3 separate regions of the Homo sapiens genome follow, and regions 2 and 3 are each linked to region 1. A link is a loop called in an ENCODE intact Hi-C map of the cell type or tissue named here. Cell type or tissue: A673. All regions are shown on one strand. Region 1 has its middle 7.3 kb from the start of CCDC175. Region 2 overlaps RTN1 (reticulon 1). Region 3 has its middle 1.4 kb from the start of LRRC9.

What was found. Hi-C counts contacts between places; a loop is a spot of excess contacts. Peaks named below come from ENCODE experiments on the same cell type or tissue, not always from the same donor. Only the 100,000 strongest peaks of a DNase experiment are listed, where the experiment ranks them.
Region 2: it touches region 1 in a loop (2.4-fold over the local background); 3 of 110 quality-filtered maps call a loop at or near these places.
Region 3: a loop joins it to region 1, with 3 times the contacts of the local background. A loop is called at or near these places in 2 of 110 quality-filtered maps.

The regions. Positions count from the first base shown.
Region 1 is chr14:59,582,875-59,585,374 of GRCh38, reverse strand. No RefSeq gene overlaps it. Among named protein-coding and RNA genes, the nearest start is that of CCDC175, 7.3 kb to the right of the region's middle. In A673, CTCF peaks have their summits at 1,316 (motif pointing right), 2,196 and 2,398 (motif pointing left); DNase peaks (open chromatin) are centred at 1,414 and 2,044; H3K27ac peaks cover 556 bases.
Region 2 is chr14:59,687,625-59,690,124 of GRCh38, reverse strand. All of the region lies in intron 3 of RTN1 (reticulon 1), which reads left to right. Among named protein-coding and RNA genes, the nearest start is that of MIR5586, 42 kb to the right of the region's middle. In A673, a CTCF peak has its summit at 1,488 (motif pointing right); a DNase peak (open chromatin) is centred at 1,524.
Region 3 is chr14:59,917,530-59,920,029 of GRCh38, reverse strand. It overlaps a transcript of LRRC9 not described here. Among named protein-coding and RNA genes, the nearest start is that of LRRC9, 1.4 kb to the left of the region's middle. RefSeq lists an enhancer at 1-726. In A673, CTCF peaks have their summits at 871 and 1,075; a DNase peak (open chromatin) is centred at 1,099; H3K4me3 peaks cover 1,097 bases.

The sequences.
Region 1 (2,500 bases):
AGATATTAAGTAAGAAGGCTATTACACAGAAAACCATAAATCCACTCAGCCTGTGATAACTATCACCTATGAAAAGTTTGAACAAAGTGCTTTGAAAACTCAGAGATTATTGGGATAATAAGAGGTAGAGAAACCATCTGCAATGCAGACTTTGAGTTTGAACAGGCTGAAATTTTACATGCTTGCAGCATAGCCAAGTGAGAATATTTACTCTTCGAGGTTAACACTTAGGGGAGAAGATGGGCAGGAGATGCAACTCGAGAGTTATTTGTGAAGATTTACCTCTATGCGAGAGGAGAGTTTAGAGAGTATAAAAAGACCAGGATGGAGCCCAAGGAGAATGCCCCCTTTTAGCAAACAGAAGAAAGAAAACAAGGGAGCCAGTGAAGGATGTGAAGAAGGAATAACCAGAATGAGAAAAGTAGAATGGCACAGTGTCTTGGGAACCAATTAGGAGTGAGTTTCTAAAGAAGCGTTGAGGGAGCTGGGCGAGGGTGTCAGATTCTGCAGGAAAGAAGACGGAGTTGAATGAGGCTTGAGCAAAGGCAATTAGAAGATGAGGAGGAGGCATTTTAGAATGCAGAGTAAAAGGATGCATTACAGCCAAGATGTAGACCACACTTTTAAGAAGTCTGGCAATGAAGGGAAGCAGGGGGATTCCATGGCAGGGGGGTTTATGAGAGGCCTAGGTTTAGTAAGAGAACACTGGGCTGGAGGTCTGAGGAACACTTGGAAGACCTAGGTGAGCAGGAGCTCATTGAGGAAGGTCCCTGAGGAGATGGGAGAGAATGGGAGTGATAGCTGCAATTATTTATGTGTATTTTTACTTTCCCTAAAGAGCTCCGGAAATTCTTACCTGCATCCACATATGGAGGTCATTCAGTGACATTTTTAAATTAATAAAAAAGAAAAAAGAAAAAAGACAGATTTTTAAATCATATGTAGAGTTTAGCTACTCCAACAATCTTACTGAATCATCTTGAGATGAATCATCAAATACACTTTTTAAAAATAAGAACAAAAATAAGGAAAATAAGAATATTGCTACTTAAAGATCACAGTGTTGGAATTGTCTGTGAAAATGCTAAATGAGCATTTAAAAAAATAATCATTGCTACAAAGATGGCCCCTGAAACGTAATTTAAGATAACAATGATAAAATGAAATAAGGTACCTTTGCTAAATATGGCATTGGTTGTTTCAGGCCTAATTTAGTTTCTAATTACTCTGCAAATTCTCACTTGAAAAAAATCATAATGCCTGTGAAGTGATATCCTATCCTACCATAAAATGTTACCTTAGGCAGAAATAAACTGATTTATTACCAAGCAGCTACCAGCAGGGAGCAGCCTGATCTGTTCATCAGCACCATATTCACAGCAATATTATCTGCAGCATAAAATCCAACTCCTCAGTTTGGAATTCAGGCTCCTCACAATGAAGTCACTACCCAAGTTTCTGGCTGGGCTTCTGCTTTTCCTCTCCAAGCACCTAACGCTCACTGGCCACACCTCCATGGCTCTGCTAACATCCTGTAGAATGCGGAGTGCCCTCCTCAACCCAGCACCAACTCCCTGCCCTGGTTGTAGGGCCACAGAACAGCTCTGGCAGAGCAGGCAGTGCTCCAACCTGGAGTCGGAAGTCCTTCCATGCCACTGTTCAATTCTACGATTGGGGTGTTAACCTCAAGGTTATTGAATCGCTCATCTAAGTGTAATTTTCAAAAAATAGGATAATGATAATAATCACCCCAGAGAGTTGTGATAAAGTCATGGAAGCAAGTACATTTTGTAAAACTGTAAAATGCCTTGCAGTTGTGAGCAGTAGTTACGGTACCGCACTTCTCATAGGGAATTGCACCTGGTTCTCAAGTGTGCTTCAAAATCCTCCCTTTTCCCACCTTCAAGGCCGTCTTCTTAGGAACAGGGGACAAATCTCATCCACGTGTTTAGTCAAATGACTGATTAGACTATTTGGTATGTAAGAAAGCCCCACACATGCCGACCGGATTAACAGAAAGTGAACCTCTAGGGAAAACAGCACTGCCCAAGCTCGTAGTCCCTGGAATGGGGAGGGCTCTAGAAAGAGGATCATGTGAAGGGAAGCAGCTGGCAGCTCCGGATTTCTACTTCCTCCTTTTTTTTTTTTTTTTTTTTTTTGAGACAGCGTTTCGCTCTTGTTGCCTAGGTTGGAGTGCCATGGCGCGATCTCCCAGGTTCAAGCCATTCTCCTGCCTCAGCCTCCCGAGTAGCTGGGGTTACAGGCGCACGCCACCGCGCCCGGCTAATTTTTGAATTTTTAGTAGAGACGGGGTTTCGCCATGTTGGCCAGGCAGGCCTCATCCTCTTTCTCTTGCCTCTCTCTTCCTCAGCGGGGCCTCCCCTGGCGCCACCTATAGGTCTCTTTTGTATAATACATGCTCGGGACACAGCACACAGTAGGCACACAACAAACACGCCATCCAGTGACAATGGCATGGAAATAAAACCAATTTCCCACC
Region 2 (2,500 bases), 100 kb before region 1:
AGGTTAAGGCTGTGTGTGGTGGATCATGCCTGTAATCCCAGCACTTTGGGAGGCCAAGGCAGGAGTATAACTTGAGGTCAAGAGTTCAAGACCATCCTGTTCAACATAACAAGATCCCATCTCTACCAAAAAAAAAAAAAGGAAATTACATTCAAGATTAATATTGATATGTGAGGTTTTGATCCTGTTGTGAAGTTGTTAGCTGGTTGCTTTGTAGTTTCTATTGTGTAGCTGCTTTATAGGGTCTGTGGGCTGTGTACTTAAGTTTATTTTTGTGGTAACAGGTATCATTCATTCTTTTGCTTTTATGTTTAGAACTCTCTCAAAGATCGCTTGTAAGGTTGGTCTAATAGTAGTGAATTCCCTTAGTGCTTGTTTGTCTGGAAAAAATCTATCTCTCCTTCACTTATGAAGCTTAGTTTGGTGGGATATGAAGTTCTTGGTTGGAATTTCTTTTCTCTAAGAATGCTAAAAATAGGCTCCCCATCTTTCCTGGTTTGTAAGGTTTCTGCTGAGAAGTCCGCTGTTAGCTGATGGGGTTCTCTTTATACATGTTCTGACCCTTTTTTCCAGCTGGCTTTAAGATTTTTTCTTTAGTGTTGACCTTTGACAGTCTGGTGACTATATGCCTTCATGATGTTTATCTTGTATAGTATCTCACAGGTGTTGTCTGGATTTCTCGTATCCAGATATCTACCTCTCTAGCAAGATTGAGGAAATTTTTCTGAATTATTCCCTTAAATATGTTTTCTAGATTGTTGACTTTCCGTCTCTGCAGAAATGCCACTAATTCATAGGTTTAGTAACTTTACCTAATCCCATATTTCTAAAAGACTTTGTTCACTTTTTAAAATTACCTTTTTTATTTTTGTCTGACTGTGTTAGTTAAAAAGACTGGTCTTCACGCACTGAAATTCTTTCTTCTGCTTGGTCTGGTCTATTGATGAAGCTTTCAATTTTATATTGAAATTTCTTAAATGAGTTTTTCAATTATAGAAGTTCTGGTTTTTTTTAAGATATTTATCTCTTCCTACATTTCCTGGATTGCTTAAGAAGTTTCATTGTGTTGATTTTCAACCTTGTCGTGGATCTTGTTGAGCTTCCTTGCAACCATGCTTTTAATTCTTTACGTGTCATTTCTGAGTTTCCATTTTGGTTGGGGACCATAGCTGGAGAGCTAGTGTAATCTTTTGGTGGTGTAACTGCATTCAGATTTGTCATAGTGCTGGAATTCTTGCATTTGTTCCTTCCCATCTGGAAATGCTGGCGTTTCTAATTTTTGTCATTATTTTTGTGTGGTTGGGGTTTTTTCTTTTTCTGTCTTTCCCTATAATATTATTGTTGTTTTCTTTCTTTCCCTTTCCCTTTCACCCCCTCCCTGGAGGATGTGATTACAGAGAAGGCTGGGTAGTATATTTTGGCTTTGCTTCTATAGCCCTATGCACTTCTGCTGACAGGTCTTATCTTGGGCTGTGCAGTTCAACCTCAAGCCAGTAGATGGTGCCTATGGGTAGGAGCTGTCTGTGGCCAATGTGGCTGGGTATAGCCTTGCTTACCGGGAGAAGTTCTCTGTTGCCTCAAGCAATGGGCTGGTTTATGGTGTGCACATTGGTCTGAGCTCCCTGCTCAGCCCTGGAAGGGGTGGGACAGGTGGCAAATGGGTGGGGTTGGACTAGGCAGGCTTTACAGGCCCTCTGATGGCATGCACGAGCACCAGCGCCAAAGGAGAACCCAGTGGGCAGCCACCACGTACCCAGAGGTGTGCCTAGTTTTGGAGCTGGGAAACCTCCTAGGCCTCAAGGTCTCTGCATGGTGGTGGGGAGTGGCTGAAACTCCTAATCCAGGAGAGTGAGTGTTCCAGATGGCTGGAGATCTGCCTGGGAATGGACCGTAGAGGACCCTACTGCACCAGAATCTCTGCACAAAGAAGGTGGGGTGGCTCTAGCTGCTAATCCAGGAGAACAGGTGCTTTGAATGCCTGGAGATCTGCCTGAGCATCGAGTAGAGAGGGCCCCTGTGCACCAGGATCTCTGCCTAGAATAGTGGGGCAGCTCAGGCTTCTGTTCTACATGAGCAGGTGCTCAAGATTCTTGGATATCTGCTTGGGCATAGAGAGCACAGAGGGTGCCCCTTTAGCAATATCTCTTCACAGGAATGGTGGGGTGGTTCAGGCTGCCAATCCTAGGCAAACAGGCTCTCTGTATGCCTGGAGGTCTGCCTGGGCATGAAACAGAGAAGGCCCCCCTTCACCAAGATCTCTGCACATGAGTGATAGGATGACTCAGGCTGCTGACCAGGCAAGCAGGTGCTCCAAATGCTTGGAGATTTGCCTGGGCATGAAGTGAAGAGGACCCCCCTGTACCAGGATCTCTGTATAGGAATGGTACAATGGGTCAGGATGCTAATCCAGGTAAGTGAGTGCTCTGAATGCCTGGAGATCTGCTTGGATGTGAAGTGGAAGGAACCTCTTTGAACTTGTGTCTGCACCTTTGCACAGGAA
Region 3 (2,500 bases), 330 kb before region 1:
CCCGGGTTTGCATCACGTGGTGGCGACCTCCAACCAATCAGCGGAAGCAGGGGTCCAACCGGAAGACCCCACCTGGGGCTCCTGGGAAACGGCGGGAGCTTCTCGCTGGCAGGTTTTTCTGTACCTGCGCTTATCTTTTCACTTACCTTCGCCAGTTCGCGGAACGTGACTGAAAGCAACGCGTTATGGGCAAGGTGGTGGGGACTTATTCGTTACCTCCTCCAGTCTCGCTCTCTCCCATTCATTATCTTTAGCTCTCGGGTCCTGGAAGCGCGGAGCCTCTCTGGCCTTGAGCCCCGAGGGCATGGCCCTGTGATGTCACAAGGTGGCGTGACAGCCGGGACGAACCCCGACCCCCAGCGCGGCATCCTTCCCGCGGCCAGCGACCACCGCCTCCCGGGAAGGTGGCTGACCACAGCCGCAAGCCGCTGCGCGCCCGGCAAGCCGAATGGAAGGACGGCGCGGGCAAACGAACGCCCAGTGAGGTCCAGAGAAGAGAGGGACCTTCCGAGGGTCTTCTAGTCGATCTCGGACAGGCTTTTGAGTGCCTTTTAAGCATTCCAAAATTTTCAGGAGACAACAGTAATTTACAAAATAGAGTAGAATTAAAAGGGGGGAAAGGGGAGACTTTTCAGAGTGGGCAGAGAGGCTGAGAAATGAACTTAGTAAAAGGCAAACCAAAGCAACCGCAGGTCTCGTGTCGTTCTCTGGATCTGCGCAGTCCAGCAGGGTGAGCCGCTACCCACAGACTCGCAGGGCCCATGATCGCTTGAAATGTGGCTTGTCCAAATTGACATGTGCTGTAAGGTACGCATTGTATTTTGAAGGCTTAGTATGAAAAAAATAAACTCTTTCGTTATTAATCTTCATATTGATTAAATGTTGAAATAATATTTTTGATACATTGGGTTAAATAAAAAATATTGTTAAAATTATTGTTTCTATTTTGAAAATGCGGCTGTTAGATAAATTTTAAATTGCATGTATGACTTGAATTATGTTTCTTTTGGACTGTGCTCTCTTTTATGTGGTTCAGTCGGTTTGTGTAGAATAGTTGTGATGTTAATGCAAAATATTGTCTGTAGTGCTTCTTTCTGTCACCAGATGGCCACCTCATTAAATAGACTATAGTTTTGAACTGCTTTCCCAAGAAAAAGTTCAGATTTTAGGAATATTCTCATTTAACAATTGTCAACAATTTCAGCATATTTGCCTTTATTCAATTAACTTTATCTGTAATATAGACCGTTTGTAAAGATACATAAACAAAAATTAACTGGTTTTCCCTCTACATTCTTATTTCACAGAAAATTGTTTCTATCTGTCATTAATAGATAATTCGAAATAAGCTAATTAAAGTTATTTGTGGCTTAGGGGTTTCAAACTAATGCCAGAAAAGTCAGATTCATAGTTTTTACTTTTACTATTATCTTCTCTGAAATGTAGTTGAACAAGGTGACCTGTCTTTGGGGAAGTTTTCTTCATAGAGTATAAAGATGAATTAGAACATAATAGTTGAGATTTCTACACTTCTAGACATAGAAATTTGAACAGAAACCAGTTCAGCGAATTATCTACACTAAGTTTCTTAATTTGAGGGGTCCAGCTCTGGGATGAAAGTATAAACATTATCAAAGTATATTTTTAGGAATCTATTGGGATTTTCCTGACCAGTGAAAGACTAGGAGAGAGCTAACAGTTTTCTTTACATGATATAAACAAATAATTTTAAGATTGTTATTATTCTAGGTAAAGCTCAAGGATCTGGCCAGTCAGCAACTGAGTCTGAGTTCTTGCATAGCTGTAGACTTAAGAACTATTGGTGACTTGCCAAAATAAAGCCTTTGTCCACAGGGTAAGTCTTAAGAGAATCACCTTCTGTTCACATATTCGAAATGTTGTTTGAAGCAAAAGATGCTTACAGTTAAAAGCCATAGAAGCAATGCAAAAAGAGTGATCATTTTTGTTAATCTCCTTTTCTCACTTTAAAGTAGCTTTATTATAAGGTTTTATGTCTGAACAAAAAACGCTGGAAATTGAAACTACTGAAGAGTCAAGCAAATTAAGTAATCATCTAATTGAAATAAGACTTCACTTTATTCACCTCTGATCATACTAGACAAAGGCCAAGCCATATTAATTTAAATCTATTTATTTATGGGTAAAGGCATCTTGAATCTGAAAACAACTGGAAAGAGATATTACCACTAATTATAGCAAATTTGCTATATCATATCCTGAATTAAAGAATCACTTATTTTAACAAAATAGAGGTGACTTTGCAGACCCAAATAAGAAAATCTTGAATTACATAGTTATTTGTTAATTAGAACCTTTTAAATAGATTGTTAAATTTATTTTTCAAAGCAGCCCTATCCTTATTGGTAGAGAACTGTGGAGACATCTAATTTCAATTCTCCCTTTTAATAGTGCCTTTACTTCCAGAGAACCAAGTCTGGAGGTTTTAAATGCTAATTCGATTTTTATATTTGTGTAGACA